Regions from separate parts of the Mus musculus genome. Here region 2 is linked to region 1. A link is a loop called in an ENCODE intact Hi-C map of the cell type or tissue named here. Cell type or tissue: left cerebral cortex. All regions are shown on one strand. Links, peaks and the distances in the headings refer to the core of each region. The heading gives the core; the rest is flanking DNA. Region 1 holds the start of Ptprm (protein tyrosine phosphatase, receptor type, M). Region 2 overlaps Ptprm (protein tyrosine phosphatase, receptor type, M).

Region 1 (15,901 bases), core at 6,431-8,930:
AATGTGTGCATGAGTGTGTGTGTGTGTGTGTGTGTGTGTATATATATATATATATATATAGATAGATAGATAGAGAGAGAGAGAGAGAGAGAGGAGGGGGAGAGGAAGAGGAAGAGGAGGAAAAGAAAAGGAAAAGAAAAAGAAAGAAAAAGAAAGAAAAAGAAGAAGAAGAAGAAGAAGAAGAAGAAGAAGAAGAAGAAGAAGAAGAAGAAGAAGAAAAAGAAAAAGAAAAAGAAAAAGAAAAAGAAAAAGAAAAAGAAAAAGAAAAAGAAAAAGAAAAAGAAAAAGAAAAAGAAAAAGAAAAAGAAAAAGAAGCTTCCTATTGCTGGTTGGTTCTTTTTCAAGCTGTATTAAGAAGACACCTTTGCCAGCCTGATCAACCTCTGGTAACCCAGACACTGACTGGGCTTTTGATTTTATTCTCCCAGAACCCACTCGTCTTAGAAACTGGCCTGACAGCACTCCTCACTCTGGCCAACCATTCTGCAAATGTCACCTTTGTCCCCAGAGAGGCAGGAGTGACCGGAGAGTGGTTAGACTGAACAGAGAATTCTCTACAGATGAAAACACAAGTCAAAGACAAGTTCCCTGGGAAGGCTCCTGCAGGGACAACCCCATGGGAAGGCCCTGCTTTCTTTTTATTTAGACCAAAGGTGGCTTTGAGGCAGTAAATAAACAGGGCTCCCAGGAATCAGAGGGTGCCACAACCAAACCCCCGTCATTCTTTAAAGCATGGACTGGAAATAGTGCAGTTAGCTCAGAACTGTCACCTGTAAGAACAGAGGGACAGCTGAAACTCACAGAGCCCCCAGGAGGTTTTAAGTCCTGAGGGAAGAAATGCTTTCTGTGGAGAACTAGGGTAGACTGTGGTGACAGCAGTTAGATACCTAAATCCAGGGGGGCTGAGTTGACATCCTGTTCTCAAGTACACCAGACACTGTCCTCATTCTGTCCCTAGTCTCTTTTCTCTCCTTCTTGGGAATCACCTCAAGTCAAAGTCACCCTAGCCCAGGGTCTGTTTCTCAAGGAGCCACCAGCCCAAAACAGCCTTCAGCAGTTAGCACAATGCCTCCTCTGTGGTTTGCAGTAATTGTATTGTTGGGGAGGGGGAGGGCAGCAATTGGAATGTAAAAAAAAATATTAATTATTAATTAAAGAAAGAATTGACACATAATTAAGAATTGACGCATGTGAGGAATGGAGTTTTACATGATATCAATCTCTTCATCCAACATAAAGATGTTACGGGAAAGCAATGAGAGCGCAGTTGGTTTTTACCTTTTTTACGGATGCACCCACAAGCATCAAAATGGGGTGGGGGGTGTGTCTGTCACCGTTCGCTTTTAAAAAGCAAATCTCAATTATCTTATAAGGTATAATTTCATCAAGAAAATCAAGTGGCGGATTAAACCTCTGTCACTTGTTGATCCTTTTGAATTAAGTATGAGACTTCAAAAATTCCCTTCCAAGTTCAGGAGAAGCCCAGCAGGCTCGTTTTCAGATAAAGGCTAGTGGCGGCATAGGATAGTGGCAAGTGAATGGTTAACACTGAGATTTATGAATGGAAGGCCTCATGAGGACTCCTGCCTGAAAACAAGCTGGTCTTGTGTTTGGTCTGGAAGACATAAAAGTACTGGGTCACATATGTCCTGGGAGATGATCGCAAACGTCATCTTTGGCCGGTTCTGGGGCCACCAGAGAGCCTTAAACCAGAGGAGTGGGAGAGTCACTTATTTCTTTGGTCTTTAAAGCACCACTAAGCAGCCAAAGACAGTGTAAAGGTCCCCCAGGGAAAGCAATGTAAGAGCTCTTGTTGAGCACTAACCTACTTGCATGTATCACAACACAAATTGGGATCTTAGTTTAACCAGCATGGCCCGCAGTTAGCTTGGTAAATAACCTACAGGTGCCCTAATGGCTGTACTCTGAGCAAGATGAAGAACGGCTTTTAAAAATAAAATAAAATAAAATAAAATAAAATAAAATGAAATAAAATCTTGAATTTGAGTTTTAATTTAATCATTAATAGCGTTTGTGTTCACTTAATAAAATAGTCGTCTCAGACCCCAAACGGCAAATTAAAATGTTTCAAGACACTCTCCATTTGCACCAGCTGCAGAAATCCTCGGTTCTGCCCAATCCATGGTTCCATGCAACTGCTGTCTTCCTAGCTCCGGGCCGCACTGGCGGCGACACCACGCAGTGGAGCGGCAGAAGCGCATCCTGCTTCTCAGGCGCGGGGCTCGGGCACAGAGGCTTGTGTGTCCCTTGAAAGCAGCAGATCAAGCGGCCCTGGGCGCTGGCGGCTCTGGCTTCTTCCTGGTCGGCGCTCGCAAGCCAGCCGCCACCGCCACCGCCCGGGACACTACCGCCCCGTGCCTGGCGCGCTCCAACTACTCGCCGTCCGTGACCCGGGACAAACTTCTGGCTGGGGCGCGGTCCCTGTCCCCGAGGCCAGCGTGGGAAACCCGAGGCGCTGCGGAGGCGAGCTAGGGTCGAGGGTGGCGCCCCGGGAGGTTGCTCCTGCCCGCCGGGTCCCGCCCGCATCTTGCTGGTGGCCGCCCCACAGAGCCCGCAGGCGCCGCGCAGGCCGAGCTGGCCCGGGGCCGGGGACACGGGCGCTCGCGCCCTCTAGCGGGCCGCGGCGGCTCCGGCCCGGCCGTGACGTGGGCTCCTTCCAGCCGGCCTGCGGGGCATCGCCAGTCAGTCGCGGAGCAGGAGCCCCGCGCGCAGCCTGCGCGGGCTCGGCCATCGGCGCGCCACTGCCGGAGGTGGCTGGGGCTGTGGGAGAGGCGGCGGGCTACAAGCGCGCGATCACAGCCACGGCCACGGCCACGGCGCCGCGGGCGGCTCGGTCCCGATTAGGGGTAGCGCTTAGGCGGGCTCATCACCGGATCCCAGCGAGGATTTGGGCTCCGCGGGCGCGCCCTCCGCTCTCTCTCCCCGTGGCGCCAGACTCTAAGCGGGGGCCAGCGGGAGGGCAGGAGGATCCAGGACGCCGTCCCCACGCCCGGGAGCCGCGGGACTTCGGACTTGTGCAACTGTTGTCACTTTGGGGTCTGGTGTTTCGCTGCTGTCGCGTCTACCCTGGCAGCCTGCAGCTTAGGCTCGGGTCTCCCTTGGCTTCCCGAGGCTACCGGCCGCCGCCGCCCCGAGGCGGCCCGGCGCGTACTCAGCACCATGAGGACACTTGGGACTTGCCTGGTGACTTTAGCTGGACTTTTGCTAACTGCGGCCGGAGAAACATTTTCAGGTAAGCGAGACACCACTACCGTTCCCGGGGCGCCTGGGACGTAGGCGACACCCGGGTGGGAGAAGTCCGAGGCGAGCTTCAGGGCCGGGCAGGGGCAGGGAAGACCCGGCATCGCGTAGCGGGTGAGCCGGGCTGGCGGATGGCCGGAGGAAAACAGCTGTGGAGCCACGGAGCCCGTACAGTACACGCAGGAGCCCGCAGGACAAGCACGGGCGCAGAAACAGGGACCTCCATCTCGGCCCCTGTACCCTCAGGGCCTGGACTTGTGCATGGGGGCTCAGTGTTCTTGGGCGGCCTGGGCAGGAAGGGCAGAAAACTTTGCCTAAAGTTCCCAGCTGTAGCCGCCGGGAGTAGGCGCTGAGCGGGCCTCTCGACCCTGGAGGCAGCCGCGGTGGACTGCCAGTGCTCAGCTGAGCTTGCGGCGAGCGTCAAACCTAGAGGTGTAGCTGGCGACCACCCCAAACTTGACATCCCTGCCGCCCCCTGCCCGGCGCGGTGGGCGACCTCAGCGGGTCCCCTCTGTGGCGCGGCTTCGCTGTGCCAGCGTTCCCTTTCTGCACCGCGGGAGGTTTCTGAGATCCTAGAGGAATCTGCTGCTCCCCAAGCCCTCGCCACTGTGGCTGAGCGCCCAGATTCCATCCTCGGCCTCCCTAAAGGTGTGCAGCCCGGGTCCGGACAACTTGCTAACCCAGCTCAGCTGCGCGGGGGTCCTAGCTGAAAGGAGGGGGCACGTACTGGCTGTGTGCATCAAGCCAACCGGAGGCTGTGCTCACCCAGGCTTCGCGAGCCTTGAGGAGCTCTTGGTGTAGACAGAGGGATCTGGACCAGAGTCAGGGGTCAGGAGCAAAACCGAAGGTGGGTGGCACAGAGTAGCAGGGCTTCTGGTATCTTCTGTCCCAGGAGGACGCACGTGGATGCTTGGCAAACGCTGACAACACGCGCACACTGCCTCGTGTTTATTAGTTTCACGAATGTCCACACACAATGGTGGCAGTGGAGTGTTACCTTTCTCTTTTAATAAAAAGGGCCGCATTTAACCTTGAACAAGAATTGCAAAATGGGGTTTTATGTGTTTTCGGGAAGGCTGAATAAATTTGTTTTAAAAAAGAATATTGGTGAAAGGAACTTTCATGAAAGTAAGGAGTACCATTTACAGACATTAAAGCCACATAGACCTCTGGCCAGTGGAAGCATCAGGTTTGCCTTTCTGGGCATCCTGGGATGCTAGTCCTTTGTATTCATAGGCACGGAATAGGCACATAGGTTACATCAGGCTTGGTGCTGAGCAGCAAGACCCTTGCGCATAGTTGGTGGTAGAGAGGGAGAGGAGCTGCTACTCAGCTGTGCAATGTGTTGAACGAAACCCAAACTGACAACTTCGGTAGAGAAACGCGCTTCCTCTAGCTTACTTACTTTCTCCCTAACAGTGTGGCCATCTCACTGCAGATGAGGTGTTGATGCAGGCACTCACAGCTGTCTGATAAAAAGTGGATACAGATTTTGGCTGTATTCTTATTAGTAAATAATAAAGTAAACGTGTGTCACTTTGGAAGCCCCGTAACTCGGTATTAAAAGCCAAGTTTGAAGGCCTAGGTGATGTTTTCTCTCTGTTAGCATGCCTAAGTCTCTTAGATGGGGTTTGTTTAAATTTAAGCTGTGTCAAGTGTCATTGTGGCAGAGTCTTAAATCGTGTCTAAGGAGGTGGGCAAAAGTATTTGTATGGTTCAGTGGTATTCTTCTTAAAGATCCTTAAAGGATCCTTTTAACTAGCAAAACAAACTTTAGCTAACATTTACCCTTATTTTCCTCTTGCTGCGGGGGGTGGGGGGGTGGGGTGGGGGAAAGTCATTTCTATTTGTGTTTTGGTATGGATGGAAACACCTTTCCTTTTCTATTTGGAAATCTAGAATTATCCTTGTATGTTAGCGGGGAGAAGGGAAATGAAAGGCTGTGTAAAAACGATTGTTGGGAGATGTTGAAAATGTAAAACTTTGAAGTTGCCAAGGTTCCTGTTTGCAAAACTCAGACTTGTTGCTGGACCTCCCATGGCCCCCTCCCTCAGGCTGGCTTTTGGAAAACAGAGGCTGGGCACTTTCTGCTCTGGGAGGTTGAGGGTTGTACGGTTCATTATGTGCACGTTGAGAAGATTAATTCTGATGCTGTGGCACCAGCATCTCCCTTTCATACAATTCTGCAGTATCTGGCTGTTGTACACTGGTTCAGGAATACAGTGAAACATCCTACTGTAAGCCCTTCCAGGGCTGAGCCCTCCCCTGCCCCATCTTCCCATATAACACTTAATTTAGAATCTTGGACCTAACGCCCGGCACTTACTGTTTATTTTATAAGTTACTAGCGTGAGTCACTCACTGCCTTTGGCAAGCTTTGAAACTGTGTAACTGACTGGCCTGACAGGGAGGGAGGGAAGGAGGGAGGGAGGGAAAGAAGGAGGAATCCCTGACAGACAGTCTTTGCTTATAGCTCAGTGGCAAAGGCCTTGACTTGGGTGCTCAAAGCGCAGGGTTCCATACCCAGCCCCCTTCCCTCCTACAGTTTGAGCTGACATTTTCCTTTTGGTGCCCACCTCATGGATGAAACCATGAGTTTATGCACTCATTTTTGCTGTCCTCCTCCATGGCTTTCCTGCCTCTTAGAATGGGCGTGGAGTTGAGACTCATTACCAATCATTTATAGAAGTGAGGTAGGCTCTTCCCCGCCACCCCCTCTAGATTTTTCAAAATGGACTCAGTATAAGGAAAAAGAATTAAGATTTGGACCCACATGGATTTTATAATCCATGAGTGTTTAACTTAAACATATTTTCCATTTTTTACTCTATCAAATTGCTAGGCAAAATAGCAAAGTTAACTGTCTGTCTTTAGGTTTAGGTTATTAAAAAGGAACAAAAACAACTTCTGTAAAAGGCATATAATAAAGGCAAAAGGACAGGCAAATAACACTGCTTAAGCAACTCTTTTCCATGATGAGGAGCCAAGGAGTTGGCCAGCCATTCCTCTTTGACCCATTTAAAAAAGCCAACTTGTAGTAAAGTTGGGCAGTGAACTGCTTAGTTCTCTACATGGGCTGATGTGTGAAGTTTGGAAAGCTCTGGCTCGCAGACACAGGACAGAGTTAGCTCTTTGTTTCTAGTCAAGTATTGGGGATATCACTAAACCAGCCCAACTTTGTGAACCGGCTGGCCCTCCACCGGTTTTTAATCTTTCAGGGATGTTAGGGGGAACCTGTGGGAATCTGCTGAAGTGTGTGTTGAGCGTGAGGGCCCTGTGCTGCCAGCTGCTCATTTGTTAACCTGGGTAATTTTTCCCTGTTATGTAAGGCACAACCACGAGGGAAGTGAGGGGGACACTCGTGCTCTCTGTGCAGCGCCTGCAGTTCTCTATAAGTATAAAATGACTTCATCAGAGTTTAAGGAGAGGCAGCGGGTCTGTTTAGTGGGCCAATGTTTTGTCTGTTTTGGATAACTACCCTCGTGACTTTTTTTACATTTTTGTGCTACAATCACTGGATAATTGATAGGAAGAGACACTTCAAGTATCAATCGGTGAGCTGGAAAGGAATGTGGCAGGAAATTACTATAGCGTTATATATCCTTGGAGTTTATGTTCTTATGAAGAACTGCTTGAGCATAATAAATTGTTCTGATGTAGAAAATTACAGGTTTTAGTCTATGTTGTGTGGGGTTATTTTATGGGTTTTCAGATAGGAAGCTCCTGACATACGGTGAAATATGAATACTTGGATACATAACTGGAATATTTCTGATTTTCCTTAAGGAACCGCTGTCTTTAATTATGTCTTCAGATTACGTGAGCCCTGAGACATTGGTCTACGTGAATCTATGGATATATCTAAGTTTTCCCACACACCGTCGTGGTTTTTTTTTTTTTTTTTAATTATTAAGGTGCCCTACCCATTCTAGTGGAACAGCTGTGGTTTAAATCAATATTTGCTTTCTTTGAGATTATACTTTAAATTTCGTGACATTTCCTAAGATGCTATATTATTTAAATATTTGAACTATACTTTTCATTTCAGAAGGATGGGCAGGAATTTTAAGTGAGTTAAATGCGTTTTGATAATGGTAAGTCAGCGGTGTATATGCTGATACCCGAGGAGACCAATAGAGGGCGCCACAAGTCCTGGGAGCGGAAGTTACAGTGGGTTCTAAACCAAGCCGTGTAGGTGCTGGGAACCAAATTCAGTTCCTCTCTGTTCAGCAAGTGTTCAGAACCTCTGAGCGATCTTTCTGGCCCCATGGGTCAAATACATTTTAAGAACATTTTTTTTTTCTAAATGTAAAATATTCTTAGGTAACATTTACCATGTCTTTTTCTTTCATTCTAAGATTTTTTTTTTTGAAAACCCACTCTTCCACCAATTTTCTCCCTTTCATGTCTTTCTGTCTTCCTATCTCTATGAATACAACACAGCCCTGCTAATGGGCTTATCTCATAAGCCAGAGAAGGTTTAATTATGGCCGTTTTTCCAACTCACTAATCAAACATTTTTAAAAGAGACAAAATGCTATAAGCCTGCTATTGTAAGGAGACAAGGCTTCTCTGGTTTTTAAAATACTGTAGAGGTTTTAGGTTTAGTCATCAGAAATCCAGAATTCACCCTGTAACTCAGAGCGGGGTAGGGTGGAATAAGTAGGCATTGGGTGGGGAGAAGGAAGGGTGTAGCCAAGAAACTTCCTGCTCCACAAGGCACTGGGGGGGGGGGAGAAAGAAGGGGGAAGGGAGGGAGGGAGGGAAGGAAGGAGGGAGGGAGGGAGGGAGGGAGGGAGGGAGAGAGAGAGAGAGAGAGAGAGAGAGAGAGAGAGATGAATAAAAGCAGAAAACATGAGGAGCAAAAAATATTTACTAAGATGGATGGGCCCTGTGGACAGCATTTAGCTCTGCTACTGTTATTGAAGACAAGTGGGTTCCTGAAACAGTGGAGACTCGGCATGGTGTTCATGCAAATGGTAAACATCACTTCTGCAAGGGGAACCCTGTATCCTCCTGGATTTCCTTGGCTCTGAGTTGGGAAGGACCACCTTAACCCATCATTTCCAGCCTGGTGGGTGATCCGATGGCCTTCACCTTCAGCATAGAGCCGGGGGCCTGGAGCATCTAGGTGCAAAGTCTTGTGGCCACAGTTTGAGACACGTTGTTTCAGAAAAGGGCACCCTAAAGTGTGGTCCATGGGTCAGCAGCAGAAGCAGCAGTATACAGGAGGATGGGAAATTTGCAGGTTCTCATCTCTTCAGCCAGAACCTCCGGGGTCAGGGCCTAGCATTCTGTTAGAACAAATACTCCAGGGAATTCTAATGGGCCTGAGGATCTAAGAAACAGCATGGAAAAAGACTTGAAATGATCAGACTCCCCTCACTGGAGCTGAGAGGGAACTGGCGTAGAAAGATAGAGAGCATTGACGACTTCCTTAGATGCCATGTTTGCCTCATCAGCATCTAGATATGGAGTAACCATGGTAACTGTTAAGTGGGACCACAGGTGTGGGACCACCATGGCCTGACTTGGGAAAGATACTAGACCTGGCCAGCAGGGTTTAAAGACAGAAGAAAGGGCTGTAGAGATGGCTCAAATGATTGCTACATTTTTACTTAATGTAAAGTTTGAATTAAATCGTTGAATTAAACTGTCGTGTCCAGCCATCAGAAACCTCTCCAGGTTGGAAGCGTGTACAAGATACTATCACTTCTAAGAAGGAGCCACCACTTTGTGCTTATTACACTGGGATCCTTACACTGGAGTATTCATTGTGCACTTGATGTTTCCACAGCCCCTTGGTAGGGTTCAATAAAGAAGAGTAGTTGTCAGGATTTTCAAATCCACCAATAATTAAAGAGGCAGAGACTTCTCTGGGGTGACCCATTGTGTGACAGTCAGAACTTTGGGACAGAACCGTGAACCTTGGATTTTTGGAAATATACCTATCTTCCAAATAGAAAGTAAAAGGTTTCTGTCTTCTGTTTGAAGTGTAACCATGTGTATCTGAAATTAGAGCCTAGCTTTCTGATTGGCCGATTGGATGATCGCTGCATCTCTGGCTTTTAAGACTCCAGGTAAAGGAAAGGGATTTGTGCAGCTACCATAGATAGACTTGAACACATTCAATGGGTGTTTTCTCAGAAACAGAGGACTTGTCAGGATCCAGGCGGTTTCCCATTGCCTCTTCTCTTGCCCTCCCCCACCACTAATCACTAGTTCTAGCTGTGTCCCCAAACCACCTGCCTGAGCCAGAAAGCATCCCGGGTTCACTAATTTACAGCCATGGAAGGAGACGATGGTTAGCAGATCTCCACCAGCTTCATAGGTTATCAGCTAACTCCTTATTACAGAATTAAGCTCTTCTGTGTCAGCTGCTGACTCTTCAGTGTCGCTGTACTTTTGTGTGACTCCATGTGACCTATAGACAACTTTTGGCTGGTCTGGGACAATCGTTTCAATTTCCCCTTGCCTCTGTGCTCGTGTGATATGCTGACTTAGTCTCTGTAGAGAGAGGAAATTGAGCAGCAGTAGTTATTTGCAAATCAAATCAAAGTTCCTGCTAACCCTTTGGAGCACAGCAGATTCTGTGCTGTGCACCCTGGGTATGTGTGTAGCATACAGTTACCCGGACAGCCCACGGGCAGGAGCTTACATATGGCATCGTGGGTTTAGGTATGGAACTCTAGAAGTCACTAAAACTTGCTTGGCAATCTGACCCAGCCATTGCCTTGCTTACCACTCCAAGTGGTAATTACCCATGAGTCATTTCTGACTCTTTACAGGAAGCACAAGCAAGGGGAGGGACAGGATGCTGCTGCAGCTTCCTGTAGACGTGGGGACCAGAGCAGGGGACGCGGCCTCGAAGCCAGAGTGAATGATGACTTCAGGGCATCAGGAGCAAATGAACGAGGGTGGAGGAGCCGGAGACCTGCTGGAGGTGAAGGCTCTGGAACTTTCCTTGGATGAACAGTCCGCTGCATCACAATGATTATGTCAGTGTGCCAGAGCCTAAATAAAAGCCAAATATTCACCTCTTATTGAGCTGCAAGGTGGAAAGGCTGATAGAGCATCTACTTGTTTTCTGATAGATGAACATTTCTAATCACTTGTTCAATATGCAAACGGCAAACTTGTTGCAAACCATCAGAAAGGCGTCGCAGTCTGACTTCCTGTGGCCATCTGAGGCCTCATTCGCTTCTGGGCTTCTGTCTGTGGAATCTCAGGGGCATCATGGGTGGGCTTTCACGGGGACTGGGAGGAAATGCACCCCTCTCAGTGCAGAGGAGCCCTCCTCATCTCTCTTGTAATAATTACACTCCTGAGATGTACCCGGCTACACACTAGATCCATAGTTACAAAAGTGGTTCAAAGTATCCTTTAAAAGAAACGCTGCCAAGTCAAAAGGCTAAGTTTTAACTCACCTCTTTTAAACACGGAGTAGTTGCTCAGTAAATATCTGTTGTAGTCTCCCTAAGAAGAGAAAGCTAAATCACTTCCGCTTGCAGTTCTGCCCACCCCCATCTTTCCTGGTCCTGTCAAGTTAGGTGTTTTTAAGCCTTTAGAATATAACCTTAATAAAAGAACCAGGTGTGGGTTAGGGTTTGGTGCTCTTATCCGTTGATGAGTATAGAAAGATTCTGGTCACTAAATGAAAACTAAAGAGTGCCACCTTTTTGTGGAAATTAAATATACAAAAATAAGCCTGCAATGTTATTGTGTATGGTAAGAATTTATGACTCAGTTGTTGCTTTAAAGTAGGATTTTGGTGTAACACCAATCACTTAAAAAGGAACTTTATCATGCAGTAGGCTTATCACGGTACTCTTTGCAGACAGATATGACTTACATGGTGGTCTATAAAAAAGAGCCATAGTAATGGACTGGCCAGGGTGATTCTGTCAGAAAAGTGCTTGCCTTGCAAACACAAGGACCCAGATTTGATCTCCTGAACCCACAGGGAAGGCCAGGCTTAGCAATGCCCAGGACTGGGGAGACAGAAACAAGAGGAATCCCAGGCTCAGTGGTTGTCTCTTCTGGCCCAGTAGGTGATCTCCAGGCCCACAAGAGATCCTGTCTCAAAGGAGGCATACACAAGAACACCTAAGGTTGTCCTCTGACCTACACACACACATACACACACACACACACACACACACACACACACACAGAGAGGGGACCTACACACGGGGGGGGGGGCAGAGACAGAGACAGAGACAGACACAGAGACAGAGACAGACACAGAGACAGAGACAGAGACAGAGACAGACACAGACACAGACACAGACACAGACACAGACACAGACACAGACACAGGAGTAACACTTGCCCGTGCACTTGCACCTGTAGGCACACATGCACCTGTTTGTAAACAAAAAGAGCCATGGCATCACCTGGCCATGGTGCCACGGTAGGGACAACATATAAACCGCCTTTTGTCTTTCCTCTCAGTTGTGGGAGTTTCCTAGATCGAGTTCCGTTGCTGTGGTGAACAACATCTCCAAAAGCAGCTTGGAGAGGAAAAGATTCATTTGGCTTAAGGTCACAGTCAATCATCTAGGGAAGTCATGGCCGGAACCCGAGATCGGAACTGCATCAGAGGCCTGGAGGAACAATGCTCACTGGTTGGCTAAGTCAGTGTTTCTCTTCAGCCCAGTTCCCACCACCCTGGGGATGGCATCACTCACACACAGTGTTCTGGGCCCCTCGGCATCCATGAGCAATCAGAAAACACCTCATAAACACAGATACAGGCCAGATCATGTATAGGACCCTCTTGACTTGAGGCCCCCTGGCAATCAGATGAAGCCCTCACAAGGATGAGCCTAATTTTACCCCTGCAGAGCTCTGAGTGGATTATGGAAATAGCAGGCTTCTTTAGTCTTCTCGGGTATACCCTATTCCTCTCCCTTCAGTATCCTGTCCTCTCAAGTGAGAAAACTTCATAAATGGGCCACATTGACAATAATCCCAGCGCCATATTTTCTGCTTCTTGGGAACTGTGCCCACTGAGTAGGGTGTAATTCCACATGGATGCTGGCATCCATGGGCATTATGTTCTGGGTCTACTGTAAAGCACAGAGGAGCAACACCTCATACCCATCATGATGGTTATAGGCAGGTTAGCAAGAGGGGCACATAGGGCATTTATTGAATTAAAGTTTGTGGCCACACAAGAACATTCAGCCATTGAAATCTAAGATGCCAGGGGGCCTGCCCATTTCCATCTGAAGTACAGGGAAGATGAACGGCTATGCAAAAAAAGAGAGTAAAATATGATCAAGGGACATCTAGCCAAGTCCATCTGTCTGTATTTTTCTTGGTCTAGGTATGAGGCAGGGTTCCTCTGGGGGGAAAAGTAGAGGGAATATGGCTGCCCAGGACTGGTGAGGGGGATGGCATACCCCTTGGTGCTAAGGTGAGGACCGAAGTGCTTGATTCTACCTCACGTTGAATTATTCTTTTTTCAAGCTACCTGCTCAATACTTTACCTTTATGTATTTACTTTTTATTATGTGTGTGTGTGTGTGTGCACATACATAGTGCATGTGTGGAGGTGTGATGAGATCTGAGAATTTCTGGGAGTTGATTCTCTCTTCCCACCCTGTGGATTCTGAGTATTGAACTGAGGCCGTCAGAATGGCCATAGACACCCTTATTCACTGAGCCATCTCATCAGCCTGGATTTGAATTCTCTTCCCATCTCTGGACAGCCAAAGGGCCTTGGGCCCCATTGTTTTGCTTTACTGAACTTCAGTCTCCTTTTCTGAAACAATCTTTGTTTATTACTATAAATTACTATAGTAATTACTATAAATATGCAGCTATGTTAATGTATCCCCTGAAGGGCTGTGGCGGTGTGTGTGATGGTCGGGATAGGGGCAATGACTTTACTATCCATCTTCCATGTGTCTAATGGGTGTATCAAACAAATTTCCTATTTCTATAGGTCAAAAAAAAAAAAGCTGAATATTCCTTGTCATTCGTAGAGCTTAAGCAAAAAGTCCCCACTCTTTCTAAGGCTTTGGCGGCCATGGCTCCAGGCAGCGAGATATCTGATATGTGAGTGTGTATATGTGACTGTATACAACTTTGTCATGTCACTTATGTCTTAAACCCCTGAAATTAACATAATGATCACCTCAGATCACCTCAGGCACGGTGGAAAGTCAGTTCTTCCAAGGCCACACAGAGAGGACAGAGGTAGATAGCAATAGAGGACAATGGTGGACATGTGCCAGGCAATCACCTGGGGTGACAAGAATCCAGACTCCTGGCCTAAAGAGACTCATTGATCTCTAGAGCAGGAGCATAGAGACAGGAAGGGCAACCACCCCAGGAACTACTGGGGCACACCCGGGAGAGCCATTGCCAGTGTACAGAATTTCCCACAGTTCCTCTCACCAGTGTTAGGAAGCATCTGAGGATGACTGCAGGAATTGAAAATTCCAAACTCATATCCTGTGTGTGTGTGTGTGTGCGCGCGCGTGCGCGCGCGCGCGCGCGCATAGGCACCTGTGCACAATGAAGCTACCACTTTCTTGTGCCAAGGGAGAAAAATGAATTCAGAAACAAGTTGTTTTATAGACACAATATTCCATGCCAGGCCTCCAGGTTGATGTCTCTGTCATCAATGTGGCATCACTCTGGAATGAGGGACATAGGCAGAAGAGAAAAGGCAGTTCCGAGGTGCTCAGAAGCCCTGTGGTTTCCGCTCTCTCTGTTTCCAGATCTGAGCTCTTTGGAGATGACTCATTCAGAGATAATCAGGAGACTAGATAATCCGTGAAGTATTTTGGGACGATTACTTCCCTGCGCACACTTCTGCATCTCATGCTCACTGAAACATATGGGCAGCGAAGGAATAATTTGCTGTAGGGGGTCCCCTAAGCAAAGGCAGAGGCTTGACATTTCCAGTTCCTCCCTGGCTGGGTTCAGACACTTGAAAATTTCACTTCCTTGTCATTTCGGTCAAGGAAGAAAGGCTCTTGTCAAAACCTGTCTCTAGCAGAGGTGGCTCATTAAACTATCTTTCATATGACATGCCTAATAGGATGTCACCTTGATAAGTTGGTCTCTGCATTCAGACATATCATTTGTAAAAGGAAGGTATGTGATCCGAGTACCTATAAGGTCTCTCCAGTTACTCACAGAGTGGGAGGACTAGCTTGTCTGGAAGTATAGCATGCAAGAATGGACCTGGGCCAGAGGGTCCCAGTTGATCACCGAGGTTGCTCCAAATGTTAGGACTGTGGGGGCCCGTCTGAGAACTGTGTGATGGACCCTGAGGTAGCTGGTGAAGAGAGGGGGTACTGCAGGCATGTGGAGGGGTGTGGGAGGACATGTCTGCCACAGGCTGGAGCTGCCTAAGCCAGGATGCTTTGCCATCTCTTTCTACACTAGTCAGCACAGGTGTCAGCCTCAGGTGCCACCAAGGGCTCTGCAGCAACTGGTCCATTTAGGGCTATGACTTTTGATGTAAAGTTTGACAATGCAGATCAGCCTTAGTTCAAAGGCTTAGAATGGACAACGGTGATCAATGACCATAGACCAAATCCTAATTCTGGGCAAGCGTTGTGTGACAAAACTTTTCCTGGGGTGGTGAAACACCCTTGTCTACTCACCCCCCAGATAGGGAGCCCACAACAGAGTACAGTCCAATTTGGCAAACCAATGACTTACTTTCAGGAAAACGGGTGAGGGGTCACTTAAAGGAGCAGACATGACTCACAGACAGCCACATCACCAAGGATGGCTCCAACATGGGAGGCAGGTCAGGAAAGCTGGGAGCCTGGAGCACTCTGCACAGCCTACAGGGAGCACCTCACATAGGAGAGAGTTCTTTTCTGGTGCCTCAGCTGGTCCAAAACTCCTCGGGCAGCTCTGCTGGTCCCAGAGTCTTCATTGAAGTTTTTCTTCTGTTTTTTTTTTGTTGTTGTTGTTGTTGGGGTTTTTGTTTTGTTTTGTTTTGTTTTGTTTTGGCGCAGTTCAGACTTTTCCTCCTGAAAGAGTCTCTGTTTTTATTGTTTACTCTGATAGGGAGTGGCCTTGTGAATCTGATCAATTTCGCTGGCCACCCCTTCTTTAGAGCTCCCCTATAAAATGGACTGTTTTGATGATGGCATCCTAAAAAAGGGACGCTGGAGGGAACTGTTGCAGAACAGCTAGGCACTATGTTGTGGGGATATGAGATTCTCAAACTTATTGGGGGCTCTGAAGCTAGGGGAAGCTGTGCTGAGAGAACCCACAGAGGTCCTGAGAGGTCAGAAGGTTTCCACCCATGATCAACTCGGGTCATTGAGCTGAGAGACTCATGCCTCAAGCCCCATGAGAATAGTGACCTTTTCCTGAGTATGTGAAGTGTAACAAAACGTGTGGCAATTGCAGTATGGCTAGAATAACGTTGAGTGGGGCTATGTTATAGATCTGTGTGTGGGTGTATTACAGAGCTGTGTAAGGGTGTGTTACAGAGCTGTGTAAAGGTATGTTACAGAGCTGTGTGGGGGTGTATTACAAAGCTGTGTGGGGTTTATTGCAGAGCTGTGTGAAGGTGTATTACAGAGCTGTGTGGTGATGCGTTGAATTGAACTGTGGCGCATTATATTGTAAATTTCTATGACCTGCTGGGGGAGATTTC
Region 2 (15,901 bases), core at 8,555-11,054, 150 kb after region 1:
GGTTGCCCAGCTATGTGGGGAAGCTTTTGATTTTTAACCCCACCTCCCCCCCCCCCACACACCCCCATGCCAAACCCTGCCAGAGCCATGCCTCCTTACAGCCTTCTGGGAGAAAATGAAGCAGCCACATTCAAGGTCGCTGTCAGAATCATCCTTGGGCACCTGTGATTGCTTATCCAATGATCGCCCCCCACTGTGCTAACTCTCAGGCTAGACACTTAGGTGGTTTCAGGAGGCACTTGGGACATGGGAAGGAAATCCAGGTTTCCAGACGGCTTCCATAGTAGTCTCTAGATTCCTCATTTTGCCTCCTTTCCACTCCACCCCTACTCCTAGTTTGTCAAGTGTGAGTTTTCTTTTTTTCTTCCCTGGATGAGTTTTGTCATCCAAGTCGAAACTAGAGAATTCTTAATAAGTGTTGATTACAAGACCCTCTTAAAAGCTGTTTCAAGATAAGGAAAACCAAACCCATAAAAGCCATCAGTTCACAAATGGCTGCGGATTTGGAGGTGCATAAACCTGGCGCAGAATGTCAGATTCTGTTACAAAATCATTATCAATTTGCCTGAGCAGCTTGGGCATTTCAGGGTGCAGCAGGCTAAGGATTTTTTCCTGCTGGTCCTGGGAGGAACTGAAGGAACTAAAGGAAACCATTGCAGGAGAAAGGGCTCAGCTGTTCTCTAAAGAGGCGTGAGGAATATGGCAGGGAGGGTAATTTTCAAGTATACTTTAGAAAGTCTTGGGTAAACTAAGATATGCCCTGCCTGCCCTTTGCTACTAGGACACCCCATTCCTCCATTGAATCTAGATCTATGTAAACGGCTTGTTTGCACTCATTATTTAGATTGCTTCATCTGTTAAAAGACCTTCCAAAGCCTCAAAAGAAACTGCTGAGTTTCCAAACCAGGCCTTCGAGCTTTGGCCATGAGGGAACCGGCCAGACAGTCCGCTGAGCGCTTGGCTTGAGGCTAGAGTCTGTAAGGAAAGTATTGCTAACTTTTCATTTCCTGCCGGCTGCAGAAAAGGCTCAGGGCTTACAGAGGACTCAGATTTGATTTCCAGCACCCACACACATGACTTCATTCTCAGGGGATTCAACACCCTCTTCTGGCCTCCAAGGAAGCCAGGCAGGCACATGGAATACAGACATTTAGGCAGGACAAACACTCATAGGCATTAAAACAAAAGAAGGTAAATAAATAAATAAATATTAAATACTTTGTTATTTTCTATTTATTTTAGTTAGCATATAACATGTGAATAGTAAGCCACAGTGAACAGTTTACTCTGGCTGAGGTAAATGTTGACACACAGGGCACAGAATATGTCATTAATGGGCTAACCTTCTCTTCTTCCATGTGTCTGTATTGGATATGGGGGGACTACCTGTCACCCCGCAACCTAGTTTACAGAAAGTGCTTTACTCAGTTTGGCCTTGAACTTGCTAGGTAACTAGCCATGAGCTAGTGGCGGGGTAGGGGTTGGGGGGAAACTGCAGATTTGTAGGGGGTGCAGCCAGTTTTGCAGTCATAGTAAACCCAGTTACACAGCTCTCCTCCTTCTCTCTTGTTAATCTCACCCTAAGCAGTGACAGATGTGGATCCCAGCAGCAGCAAGATGGTGATGGATGAATTCTTTGCAGATCAAAGACCTTCGCTGCAGCCCCCATATGACTCAAAGAGCAGGAGGCCAAGTTGTGTTAGGAACCCACAGCCTTCCTTTCCATTTTGGGACATCCCCAGTAGGGCTAACCCTCCAGCTAGATGTCCTGGAAAAACCTTTAGATGGATTTACCAGTGTTTAACTTTAGGATAATTTTAGAATTCTCCCCCTCATCCATTCCATATAAGCGGTCTACGTTTGCTCTGGGTGAGAAGTCTGTCAGAGAGGCAGTGTCGCTTACTTGTGGCGGGTTTTGTAGGTTGTAGAATTGTTCTTATCTGCTCAGACAAGTCCCCCAAATGGTTTTAAGAAGAGCTGGGAGCCTTGTGGGGACAGAGCCAGCTGTGGTGGGCCAGGGGCTACTAGAGAGGAAGCAGGGGTGCAGTGTGTGTCTCTTCCCCTTTCCCCATTGCAGCTCCATTTAGCTGGCAGAGTTACCACCCACTGTTTTTGTTGGCAGCATTATTGCAAGCTATGTATGCTAAAAACCACCATTTTCTTTGTCAAGCTGTTTTGACAGGGATTTTTTTCCTCTTTAAATAGTAATCGCTCATTAATTGCCTTTCTCCCTATAATCCAGAACTTTTCTTGGTCTCCTTATATACCATGGGATATCAAAAGCTATAAGCCAATAATTTTGAGGGGGCAGGGGGTGAGACTATGGGTATGTCTAAAAAGCAAAACCACAAAACTGGTTGCATGGGTTCAAGTGGCATATGCGTGTGTGTTGCCTGTCATGGGACGTAGAGCCTATTTGAGTGTAATTAAAAGATGGTCTGGTCTGTTCCTCAAAGTCTGGCTGAAACCCATGATGAGACAGTGGAGACAGTTTGTGCTTTTAGCATCAGATGCCAAAGACGAGTTACCCGAATCTCTCCTCTGCTATTTCTCCCTCGTATGTGCACATTCTCTGTCCCCTTGGCAGAGACGTTCACAAACAGCCATCTTTGGAACCCCTAGAGTTAAAGCAAGTCTACTTTTAAGTGAAATGATTCCCCTCCCAAGGCTAGCCCTGCCTCTGCCTCATCAAGCATTGTTTAAAATATCCATTTACTGTAAATCAGATAAAAGCCTGTGTTTGCAGATAGCCGAAGAAGCGTGCTATCCACCCTGTCGGGACAGGTAAGTGCTGGGGAGTGCACCTTTTACACCTCTTAAGCAAAGTCCTTATTCATGTTGGGTTGTAAGGCCTGGCATCAAACTGCTTAAGCATTTCCCAGCACACAAAATGGTCCCACATTTTGCTGGGGAAATTGGAAGCATACATGGCTTATTTTTCTCTGTTGTTACTTTAGTAACTGTAAAGGGAAAATGCCATGGGGTAAGTTTCGTTCTGATAAGCTGCATTTTAATCAATATCCTTCGTCCATTTGGAGCTTCTATTATTTTATTATTATCTTAAAATGAACATTCAGGTGATGTCTCTAAGCCTCTTAGTCAATCAAGCTTATTAAAAGGGATTTTGTAACATTTTTTTTTTTTTAACATGGCCAAGTCTTCCTCCAAATTACTTGGTGGGATTAGCCTTCTTTGTTACTAATTTGGAAAACCACCTGTCTGATCTCTGACTCTGAAAAATATGGGTATAGTATTGTCACAGGGTAGATGTAGCTGCAGAAAGAACATCCCATGGCAGGTTCTTCCCAGGGACCTGAGTAAGCTCCTAGAAGGCCAGTGGAAACCATTTCTGCCGTGCATTTGCTACTCCCCCCCCCACCCCCAACTCCATTACCCATCGTATGCCTTCTGCTTTAGTTCCTTCTCCTGCTCACTTTCAGAAGTGTTCCTTCTCTATATTCATGTGCCAGCGCATGACCAGTTCACTTCATTTTATTTTTTATATTTCTAAGAGCGCGCATACCAGATTAACTCCTCCAGTGTCAAGTCTCTAGATTCCTTAGAGCTGAGCATTTGAGGCCAGCAATGAGGATAGATGCAAAGGCCCCTGGCGCACACCAAGGACTGTGCAGATCCCAGCTCACAACAGGGACAGTAATCATCAGGGAAGTGAAAGCAAAACTGCAATGAGCTACCTTGTCACCCCAGCAAGAATGCCTGCTACAATGATCAAAAGCAAATGACATTAGTAAGCAGGAAGAAAAAAGGGAGCCCCTGCACATGGGTGCTTGGTATGTATACTAGTGTGGTCACTGTGGAAAAACAGTATGGCCATCCCTTTAACAGTGTTGAAGGAAAAACTGCCAGAAGACCATACTCTTGAGTATGTGTGTCAAAAAAACAGGACAGAAAACAAAGGTAAAACAAAACAAAACAAAAAAAGGCTAAAGCCAACCAAACTGAAAACCAAAGTCCAAGCCCCATCTGCATCCTCTGATTCACCGTGATATTGTTTATAACAGCAAGATACAGAATCCCTCTGTGGATTCACCAGCCGGTGAACACGCAGAGAAAATGCAGACATGGGCACAATGGACTCAGTGTGTAAAGCACTCCACCGAGCATGAGAACCCTATTTCCTATCTCAAGGACCCACATAAAGCTAGGTGTAGCTTTTATGTCAAGATGGAAGGTAGAGACAAGAGAATCCCTGGAAACTTGTCCTTTGCCAGGCACACCCAGTGACAAACCAGCAAATAGACACATGCCAAGTGAGGTGGAAGATGAGAACAGTCAGCTGGAATGGTCCCATGCATGTACACAGAGACTTATACACATCACACCTATAAACATATTAAACACACACAAGAAGGGGGAGGAGGAGAAGGAGGAAGAGGGGGAGGAGGAGGAGGGAGAGGAGGAAGAGGAAGAGAAGGAGGAAGAAGAGGATGACAATGAGGAGGAGGAAGAGAAAGGGGAGGAAGAGAGAAGGAGACGGTGAAGAAGAGAAGGGGGATAACAGTGAGGAGGAGAAAGAGGAGAAAAAGAAGGAAGAGGAGAATGAAGAGGAGAAGGAAAAGGAGGATACAGTGAAGAAAAAAGAGGAGGAGGAGGAGGAGAGGAGGAAGAAGAGGAGGAGGAGGAGGAGGAAGAGGAGGAAGAGGAGGAGGAGGAGCAAGAGGAGGAGGAGGAGGAGGAAGCTAGTGGTGCCCTTCCTTGGATGTGGATGAAGGAAGTCTGCTTCTCAGAGGAGAAAGATGTGCATAAGCAGGCTTCAATAGTCTAGAAAAATGCTCCCTAACCTAGAGTTGAATGTTTACAAAAGTAGGATTTGAGGATCGGTCCCAGAATAGTAGACTTTGTTTGCCATTGGCTTTTAAAGGGACTTGAATTTCAATGAGAGAGAAAAAAAAAATCTATCACCAACTCTTTGTGGCTCTTCTTAACTATCACTGGCCTGGTGTGGCCAAATCTATTATCTACAAGTTCTTGCCTTAAAAATGCGACAGGTTGCAGTGAATTATGTTCCCTGCTGTGTCTAGGGAGGAGTGTGGAGGATATGAAGTTTAGGCAGAGGACCCCCCCCCCCCCCCGCACTCACCTTTCAGTGTAAGTCTGCTTTCCTTTAGGACTGCTCTTGTATGGGGCTAGTTTACACAATTTGTTCCACCTGAATTATCTGTAAGCATTGGCTTCACCTCCTCTGTTCCCATGTATTGTTGGACTAAGCTCTCAAGCATTCTCCCTCTCCTTCTCCCTCTCCCTCTCCCTCTCCCTCTCCCTCTCCCTCTCCCTCTCCCTCTCCCTCTCTCTCCATTACGCTGTATGGGTCAGTAGCTGCTGTTCCAGCATTGATATAGACATTTCCTTTGGCGCAGTGATTCCAAGCCGGAGAGTACTGCAACTTTTCTTCAATTTTGAAGACATGTTTAGTTCCCTGGCACCCTCTCCACACCCATGCTTTCTTTTGTCCTTTTGTCCCGATGCTGTGGTGGGCTGAATCCAGTGCCTGGTGCATGCCAGATAAACCCCATCCCACTGAGTTATTCCCTAGAGTTTTCACAGGTTTTGATGGTTCTTGGTTTTCATTCTGGTAAAAATTGAAAAGCAAGCAAAGCATCCAGACTCTGGCTTCTATAAGCTTGCCTTCTGCCTTCTGCCTTCCTTCCCTTTCCAGGCTACCTCTTATGTCCTTGCTTAACATGATTTGCTTTGTAAGATCCAGAACAACTGCTGAGAGTTGATCCCGGGTGTAAGTTTTTGTCTGGTCCCTATCTGCAAACACTGGCCTAACCTGTCTCCTCCCCCGTCCCACCTCTCATCATTCCCTTTTGCGGCTGGGAGAGATATCAGGGAAAGACACTAGGGAGAGACACTGGGTCTAGTGCATGTCAGACAAGTGCTTCCAACACTGAGTTACATCTTCTGCCCTCTCTCCACCTCTCTTTAAGGAGCATCAATCTATTTATCAGCAGTTTGACATTCAATATGTCTGCAGAGGGTCCTTGGGGTATTGAGATGCCAGTGCTGTTTGGCTGTAAAATTCAAAGGTAAAATAGCTAATGTGACACATTTAAGAAGACAGAGCTTTCTCGAGTAGTAGAGATATGGAGATCACCCTGGAGTAGGTCCCCTTTGTGGCTACGTAGACATATACTATAACCTCTTAGGAGGTGTGATTCCCTAGCATCAGGGTCTAACTTTGGGCTGTCTAGTAGTCTATGGCTCAGTGTGAGTTATGTTCTGATGATGTCCCTTGTCTCTGAGAGAGAATAATACTCTTGCCCCCACCCCTGTAATGCACCTGTAATGAATCATGTTCATGGCCATGTGAAAATCTCAACCCTGCCCGGGATGCCAGCATTCTCCTGATGAACTTGGCAGCCTTGTCTTTAGCCACTCTTAGGTATTATTTGTGTCAGGGTAAGCTTTCATTGAATGAGTACGCAATGACCCTCCCATGACACCCCTTGTTTATGCTTTCTGGGATGTTCTGTGTGTGCTTCCAATGTTCATCTGACTTCCGTCTGATAAGTCAGGTAAACTTGAGCCTCTGTGTCTGTGTTGCATTAAACTGTGGCCTCTGTCTAATATCTTTTGTCGTCGGGGTACAGGATGACATGACATGGCTGTGTTGCTCTTGTGTAAATATGTGGGTTGAAAAATCTCTCAGCATTAATATAGACAGGCCATAAATGACCTCCTGGACCCCAGGTAGCTGATACTTGCTGTTTCAGTGGGAATCCGAGTGTACAAATGAACCTAGAAAGGGTAATCTTGGATGAATGAGAATGGTGTTAGTAAATATCTAACAACTAGGGAAGGGGGTCTCCAGAGCATGCTGTGACGTGCTCCAGGCAAAGGCACAGGAGAACATGAAAGAAAGAGGTAAGGAGAGATTTGTACATGAGAAGGAGTGTGGAGGTGGTTAGGGGTATCCCAGGCCACTAGGAGGACATGCCCTTCAGCTGTGTAGTAAGATAGTGTGAGTTCCTCAGAGACAGTTGAGTGGCAGTGTGGCTTGTCCTTCAGACTGGATGATAGTTCCAGTGAGCAAGGAAATGGCCTAGGCATGATTGTCCTGCCCCTCCAGCAGTGTGGTCACTGGAGACGTGTTCTACAGCTCAGACAGAGTCTCAACACTACTCTCTACAGCTCTGATTCCATCCATGTGTGGTGGAGATCAGGACCTATGCACTAATAATCGATCCCTGCCAATCAGGTGCAGGTGGTCAATGAATTATCCTTTGACTAACTGCTAATTTTTTTTTTTTAAACCGAGAATTGATATCCTGGGGAGTTATAACATTTCCACCATGCACATGTGTCATGGGGAGAGCGATCACATGGCTAGCTCTTTTGTACTCTCAAAGTCATCCAAAGATGCTGGGCTTCGGAATCGCTGAGCAACAAAGGAAGTCACACAGAGCAGAGAGGGAGAAGGCCCCATGGCAGTCCTGAAGGCAGGGACCTTGGAAGAGTGGGAAACGCTTCTTCTATGAGTAAAAAAGTGGGTGTGGTTCAGGGTTACTCTTAGAAGCATGGGAGAGAGGTAAAGTTTTGCTATCCAACTTGTGAGTCAGGGATGTATCTCAGCGCTGAGGGTGGAAAGGGTGCATAATGGATCCAGAGATCCAGCCCCTCACCTGCAATGCTAGGTCTCTTATTTTTAAAGAAATAATTCAAGTCCACATTTTCCTTGACCTAATTAAATCTTCTGTTTTCCCCATGGGTTTCATGTTTTAATTTGAAGTTAGTGATATAAAACAGTGAAGTCGAATGAATTTCCTTATGGAGCGATATTAGTAGGAGACTCATTTTACTATCCTGTAGTTAAGGTCATGTCTACACTTCTTTAATAAACATCTCTCTGAAATTGGTAGAGCTTGGAGGTGAGGAGTCAAAACTGGTGCCAGCTGGTTTTCTCTCTGCGTGTGGAAAGGAGATGAACAGCCCCCCCCCAACTCTTCTCTAAACCCAGAATAGAGTGAGTCTATTACTAATGTTGACAATTTTAGCTCCTCAAGTGGGACTCAGCACCTCTGAAGGGACAGTTGCTGCCCATGTGCTTGCGGTGATGGTCAAGACAAGACAGAGATGTCATGGCGTGGTAGCTCCCACAAGTGCCTCATTTGGTCACTGTCTTTAATATTCCAGAAATGGAGCTGCTCTTTGAAATCTCCTCCAGACATATTCATGGCCCCTTGAAGGGTTACTGGTCCTTAAGCTAAATCCAGTCAGCGCTCTATTGATTTACAGGGGTTTACTTTCAGGGGTTTACTTTGCATTCCTGTCATGCTCACATTAGGTTAGATAGTCTTCACAGTGTGTGCCCAATATGGCTAAGGCTAGCTATAAGGTTACAGTGCATCCCATAGTGGTACAGAGCTGGGCTTCATTGTACTTACCCAGCATTCGGAACACTCAGAGAGTTTGTGGCCAGAGTGGGCTTCATAATACTGTGTCACAAAAATATCAAGAAATTAAACAAAAGGAATGAAAAATGGGGGGGGGGGCGACAAAGGGAAGGGGTGGAGTGGAGAGAGGGGGGATTTTATTTTATTTTCGGATAAAGATATTGCTTTTATAGATAATCCATACTTAAAGTTATTAAATACTGTTACATATAAACATTTCGTTGCCCATGGGATCCCCCAATATTTAAAGTAAGTGGTGGACTTAGTGTAATCCTAGCTGTTCAGGGCCTTTCCTATTAGCTGCTACATCACGTCAGCTTAGAAGTTTGAGACCAGATAAGGGGCAAGATAAAAAAAAAATTCTGTGTTCAAATAAACAAACAAACAAAACCAAATAAATAAATGATGAGAGAAGAGAGAGAGAGAGGGAGAGAGAGAGAGATCTTCTATCTGATGGAAACAGAATTTTAGAAGCTCTTGAAATGGTCCACCTTTGTGTTTGGAAGACTCTAGCTGTTGCTTAACCATGCTAGCTAATAGCATGCAAGGCCTGCAAAGAGGAAAGTCAGTGTTTGCTTGTTTACTAGTCAGATAGAAAAAGAAGCTGGTAAGGAGATATTACAGTATTTTATATTCTATCTATAAACACATTTCATCCTTGCAGCCTTCTTGAAGGTGGTTGGTGCCCCTTCCCCCCTCCCCCATAGAAGGAAGAGACCAGCTCTTAAGTTTACAGGGTAGGTGCTTGTTTGTGTCACCAGTGGTTAGCACATTGCATCTCCAGTGGTGAACATGGTCTTCCCACCACATCTCTCCTGTGCCTGCCAGTCGCCTTGCCTTCCACAGCGCCACAGGACTGGAACTCAGACCCCCTGCTTCCCAGACCAGCGTGCTGCTCTCAGACAACCCGTTCTTTGGAGTTCGCTGTGGACTGCCTGCTAAAATGTGCCTAGATCATTGAGCGAGCTCTTAATAAAGACAAGAAAGACACACCAGCTACAGTGACCCTGAGAATGTTAATGTTCCTAGTTCGCTACATTTGAGCAGCTAATTGGTCCTAGAAAATGACTGGAGGAAAAAGCTGACTCATGGCAGTTTGGGGCTTTGTAAGCCTTGCTCTCAGCTGGGACGATTTTGCATAGAATCTGTTTTCTAATTTTAAAAACTACGTAAGGAAATCTTCAAAGCTTGCTTTCTTTAGGGCCCCAGTTTGCTACTAAGTGTTGACTAGTTTTCTACCTCACTCACTTCAAAGACCTGTAACATGAGCTCACCAAGGTCCTTTTGTGCTTTGGACCTAAAAACCCAACCTGACTGGCTGCCTTTAAGCAGAACCCCAATGTGCTTCATAGTCTGTGTTTCTTGTTGACTGGTGCTGAGGTCTGCTAAATCCTAGCCTCATTATGCAGATTCTTAGAATAGCAGGCCTGGGGTATCTTTGCAGAGTTTTGCTTCCAGTTGCTGACTCTCTGCTTTCCCTTTTCTTGTGGATGGTTTAGGCTTTAGGACTGGCTTTTGTTCTTTCTCTTGCCTCCTACAGAGTTTCTATGTTGCTCCTTTTAACTCTCTATGTCCCCCTGAGGATTGTCATATTTGTCTGTCTCCTCTGCCATCCCTTCTTTTCCTCCCTAATGACTGATTTAATGACTGATACTATACCTAAGTCCTAGTTGGAAGGCATGAGACTGAGAGAAGGACAGAGATACCCCCAGTCACATCTTCCATTGGCGTGGCCTAGATGATGATGTTCAGTGACTAGGGGCTTTTCTCCTGTCTTTCTTCCTGCCACAGACAGAACACCAATAGATTTCTGTTCTCATATTTGTCATAAAAACTTCCCATAATTCTGAGTATTTAATGAAAGCAAGCATTTTGGGGGGCTGGGAATTAGTGATACAGAGATGAGCAGAACATTTTTGTTTCCTAATTACTGGTGCTTGCAGTGTGGTAGGAAAGACCAGCATGGCACTATGTATCACCAGAACGCCAGAGTGATCTGTTCTTTATAGACCAGAAAAGGTAGATGGGCTCAATACCCCTGGCCATGTCCCACGTCCCCAAATTAACAAAACCAACAATGTGTGTTAAGTAGTAAAAATTAGAATGTTTTCCCATGGGCAGTTAAGAGTCAATGAAGAGACTAAAGTGTAGACCTAGGCTGAGATTCAAACCATGGTATAGGAGAGATGAGGGACTGATCAGGAAAGCCTTGAGAGAGCCATGTGGATCACAAGATGTCAAGCCAAGAGCTAAGTGATCCCAGTCACTATAAACAATGTAAAGGAACATCTGTTCATCGGTGTTTCTCTTAGAGATGCTGTGAGCCTCGTATAGTAAAAGATCATCTTGAGTCAATGGCCATGCTTTGGCATGTACCAACAAATTTAGCCATCTCCATTTCTGTGGGCAGCTAATAATAGTTGTTAGAGCCATGTATCCCATAAGGGGTAGACTCTCAGATTTTTCTCATGATCAGGATTATCCATGAAAACTTCCTTCGAGGAACTTCAGAGACTAAAGACAGCACACAATTCTACAGTCATTACAACAATGATGTCAGGTCCCCTGAGCATTGAAAGACACAGTTGTGTCCTGAAATGAACATAGAATCAGGTGAGAGGAAGTTTTGTTCCACTAGTGAAGCTCAGGACCTTTAGACCGGTGAGGAACCCTGAAGGGGGTGAGATGCCTCACTATGTCAAGCATGGGGTTGGAGGAACAGATGTATATTCAGAGAAGCATGGTGGGTGTGGTCAGGAAGAATGACAGGTCATTCTTTTCCTTCCTCAGTCTCTGGGGGTCTGGGAAATCTGGACCAAGCACACTCATTCTCTACCACTTACTTCCCTTGGCATCCTGAAATTCACAGAAGTCAAATGGACATTTGATATGAGGGCTGCTCACCTCTAGAATCTAAGACAGTGAGCAAGACCTGTTATAGACAGATCCAGTACTTCTCGAAACCTGCCTCCCTGATCCCAGTTCAGCATGTTCATCTGCCCAAGTTACCTACCCTATGTTTTATTAGTCACCCCCCCCCCCACGTATAGGAACCTAGAATAAATGGTTTATATGACCAAGAGAATACATGAAATGGTGTGTACCTTCTCCTTGTACTTTGGTCTTGCTCAATGAACGTAATGGATAGAGCTGTGTTCCTTGAGGTATGCATATTTAGCAAGCATGATTGAATGGCTGGATTCAGTTTATCTGCTGCTTCTGACAATAACATATGCTAGTAGAGTTATAAAGAGATAGATTTGTAAATCATAGCAAGCAGGCAGGAGCGCTCCTGGGCTTGGATGAAATTCTCCCTGCTATTAATTTCCTGCATTTTTTTTAGCATGGTCATCTTCTGCTTGTTGAGAGGGTCCACTTAGGAGAACAACAACAGATGAAGGGTATTCTGACATGGAGTGAGAACATAAGGTTTAGGTCTTTGAGCCAGCCCCAATGTTTTATTGTCCTTCACGTGTGAGGTGTTTATGACTAAGCTCATATTGAGAACTGTGACAACCAAATGGCTTTGTTCAGGTCCTTTGGAAGAATATAGTGTGTCTGTCTATTTATGGCAGAAAATATTTGGGTTTCAACTTTTTCTGGTAACACTTTTCAAAGTCCATTGCATGCATGCTGTTATACTTGTGCACGTATGGTACTATGCAAACAAAACTTGTAAACTACAAACGTAGTATGATATGACTTTTGAAAGAAAACAATGTCTGCTTTTTGTAAGTGCTAAGGCTGGACCCCACGACCTCCCTCTCACCGAGTAAGCGTTCTACCACTGAGCTATTCTCTAGCCCACCAGAACTTGCTGATGTCTTCTTAAACTATTTGTAACTACTAATCTAGATCAGTCTTTTTAAAAATAGGTCAGTGATTAGATTATTCTGGGACCTTTTTAAAAGTTATAGATCCCCGAGGCCGGTCCCAGGAGTTCTAGTTAAATGTGTTATTCTAGGAGATGATTGTCAAACGGTCTACATTAGAGTCCCTGGAAGCTTGATAAAGCCCAGATAGCTGAGGGCCAGAGTGTCTGATTGAGGAGCTGGGGTGCAGCCTGGAAACGTGTGCTCCTTTCTGGGTCCTATAGATGCATCGGACCTCAGGACCTACTTGATCATCCCTGCTCCAGTGTGGGAACCTGAGACACTAGTGATCCAGGGAATCACATAATCAATCATGAATGGAGGATCCTCTTCTCCCCTAGACAGTGTTTCAGTTTCTCTACCCTGTATCTAAGACAGAAATGGCCAGATGATTTTCACAGTGCAGTGTCTGGACTGCAGTGTAGAGGGCGGGATCACCAGATAGAGTCACAACTGCACAGTGAGTTGTTGGGAGTGGTTTTGTTCAAACCCAGTAGCAGCTCTATTAGGAACATGTCTACATACAGAAAAAGAGACGAGTCAGAAATCACTATAGGATTTAGAAATAGAAATAATGATCCTACCCGTTAAAAACCAAAGATTTTTAAGATCAATAAGGACAAAAAATAAAACCAAAACACTTTACGACTTGGCTTGCTGCTATCCAGCCTGTTTAAATATTAGGAATTCAAAGATCGATAGGTAATGAAGACTGCGGTAAGAGTAATAAGCCATGGAAACTTTGGGGACAAGCTCATTTGCTCTGCGCCACGCACAGCACATCCACAGGCACATGGCATGGTTTACAACAGAGCGTCGCATTAGCCATTTAAATGCCTGTGCGATGTGTAAAAACTGCTTGCTAGATTAAATTATGTCGGAGAGCATTTCTGTAATGCTCGTGTCTGATCCACTAAACGTCATAGCACAGTCCCAAGGTTTCAGAGGCACCATATAGTTTCAGTGTTTAGCAGGCAATTAAATGTCAATGTCAGGGAGGTTTAAATGAAGAAGGCTGGGACTCTGGTGTGTGGGTGCAGGCACCTTTTGCTCTAACTCTTAAAACAATTATTCTTGCTATAGATCACTTTCTGCTTAGGCTTTGAATTGCTTGGCTTATAGCTGTTTGTCTTTCAAGATTGAAATAGATGGGTAGAACCGCCTGTGGTTTCATGAGTCTCAGGAAAAGAGGACCCGAAACATTGTTCTTTAGAGCAGTATTTTAGAATGCTTTTTTTTTAAAAAAAAAAATATGTTTTCTCCATGGAGAGACCCATTAAATAGTCTTTTATGCATTTGATAAAGCCGGACTTAAACGGGGTCATTCTGTGCTTTCAACAAACGTGTAAAATGTATCCCAGTATCACACAAAGAAACTTTAAATGGACTGCAATTACAATCATAAGAAGCACTGCTCCAGTCTATAAGTCAATTCTACCAGTTCAAGGCAGAACTATTCAGAATGCGTGTTTATCTCACAAGCTTATGAAATAGGACATTGGATTGTCCCCTATTTGCTTCATAGAAGCCTTGCTTTTCGGCGCTCCCTTACAGCACAGGCCATTAACAATCAGTGTAGTATTGAGCGGCCTCAGAGAGGTCTGTGAAAGGCACCTACAGAGCAGAGCCTGAGTTTTGCATGGAGAACTTGGTTGAAGTGCTGGCTACGAACTGAACCCCTAGGGTAACCGGGTGAGCTGTTTGATCACACTCAACTGCCATTTGTGAAACAGGCGTGCTCGCTCAGGGTCCATTCAGAAGGAAGAAATAACACCAGACTGGAATGTGGGGTGTGGCATATAGCGACTGCACTGCATCATTGGAAGAGGAGAGCTCTGATGAGTAGGGATAGCAGAATGTGGAGCAGCCCCAACCAAGCACAGACATGGAGCTGAGCCCTGCCAGGCAGGGCTAGGAATTGAAAGGAGTTCTTGCAAGGGTGCACTGGTAGACCTTGGAGGAAACCCTGGAGACAGGTGCAAACTGTATACAACAGTGCTCCACTGGGGCCGTCGGCAAAGGTCCTGGAGCAGGCTCTAGGACAGCCTACTGTCAGAAATGTCAGGACTAGGAGGGTTCCTGTTTCATGTGCTAAGGACCCTACTAGGTAACTAGGCACATAGTGAGACCATGTGCCTCTTCTTCCTGCACTCTCTGTCCCATACCCTCCCCCAGAGGAAACTCTAACTTCTTGCCAACTGGGAGAGGAAATGTAGGTTAAAGGTCTAGACCAGTGGTTCTCAACCCTCCTAACACTGTGACCCTTTTATACAGTTCTTCATGTTATGGGGGTGACCTCCAAACATAAAATTACTCCTGTAATTCATAACTTCATAACTAATTTTGCTACTGTTATGAATTCTAATGTAAATATCTGTGCTTTCTGCTGGTTTTTGGTGATTCTTGTGGAAGGGTCATTTGATCCCCCAAATGGGTTGGGACCCACAGATTGAGATCCACTAGTCTAGACAGGGTAGGCACTTCACAGAGCAAGCAGTGTTAAGTGAAGTTAAAGCTGATGCCTGGCACAGGAATTTGAAAAAAAGCTGGTGCTTGCCTCTAGGATTTTAGAAAAACAAACAAACAAACAAACCAATTAATCTAGAGAATATTAAATGGACCTGTATTTCGTGTTATAAGTTCTTTGAATCCGACATATTGAGACAAAAGACTCACACTGGATTTGAGGAATAGACAAAATAACATTGCCCTTAGACTGTAGCAGGCATTTGCCCACTTTGAGGAATTGGTGCCTGTAACTAGCAGAGGATGTTGGATATCACAGGTTGCTCTCTGGGTATCTTAGAGGAACTCTTCCATGCTTCATATTGATTTAAAACTTCAGCCTAGCCAGTCAGCTTCAGGTAAGAGAATCTGCCCCAAACTAGAGGCTTTGATACATATTTGAATCCCTCTGGGATGAAGTGAGTAGATTGGGGACACTGTTTGCAAAGCTGAGGAGCTCAGGGTGGAACTGATTCCAAGTGTAAGCAGAGAGTGATGTAGTTTGTAAGTGCATATAGAGGCGAGCTGGATTGGGGTGGCGTGACTGCAGATGCAGTCAGAGGAAGTTTATTTTCAGATTCATTTTTGCGTATGTGCCACTTTTGTGCAGGTGCCCACAAAGGCCAGAGAGGGCATCAGATCCTCTGGACCTAGAATTGCAGGTGGTTGTGAGCTGCCATATGGGTGCTAGGTACTGAACCTCAGGTCCTCTGGACAAGCAGCAGGAACTCTTAACCACTGAGCAAATTCTCCCTCTCCAATAAGTAAATATATTAGTAACTAACGCCTGTGTGAGCTTGATGCATATCTGTGAGCACAGTCGCCTCAGCATGCACAGGTATGTAAGAGGATAACTTTGTAAGATCACTTTATCCACCTTTAAGCAGGTTCCGGGAATTGAACTTGGGTTGCCTAGCTTGTACTACAAGCTTCTTTATCCACTGAGCCATCTTGCCAGCCTTCCAAAACAACTTCTGACCCACAACCTGTGGCAGTTTGTATCGGCTCTGCTGTCTCTCTGGCTCAACGATTCAGATGGATATGAACCCTTCTAAATGTCTCTCTGGAGTAAAAGTAGGCTACCTTCTTATACCTTATAGGGTAATT

The links. A loop is a pair of places that touch in the nucleus more often than their neighbours do. Peaks named below come from ENCODE experiments on the same cell type or tissue, not always from the same donor. Only the 100,000 strongest peaks of a DNase experiment are listed, where the experiment ranks them.
Region 2: a loop joins it to region 1, with 2.0 times the contacts of the local background. A loop is called at or near these places in 4 of 42 quality-filtered maps.

What each region holds. Positions count from the first base shown.
Region 1 is chr17:67,341,309-67,357,209 of GRCm38, reverse strand. It overlaps Ptprm (protein tyrosine phosphatase, receptor type, M), which reads left to right and starts at 2,751. Exons shown (of 31, transcript NM_008984.2): 1 at 2,751-3,253. The coding sequence starts at 3,181. In left cerebral cortex, for the core only: a CTCF peak has its summit at 7,394 (motif pointing right); a DNase peak (open chromatin) is centred at 6,493.
Region 2 is chr17:67,194,945-67,210,845 of GRCm38, reverse strand. All of the region lies in intron 1 of Ptprm (protein tyrosine phosphatase, receptor type, M), which reads left to right. Among named protein-coding and RNA genes, the nearest start is that of Gm52313, 88 kb to the left of the region's middle. In left cerebral cortex, for the core only: no CTCF peak of the experiment used is centred there; DNase peaks (open chromatin) are centred at 9,539 and 9,706; H3K27ac peaks cover 829 bases.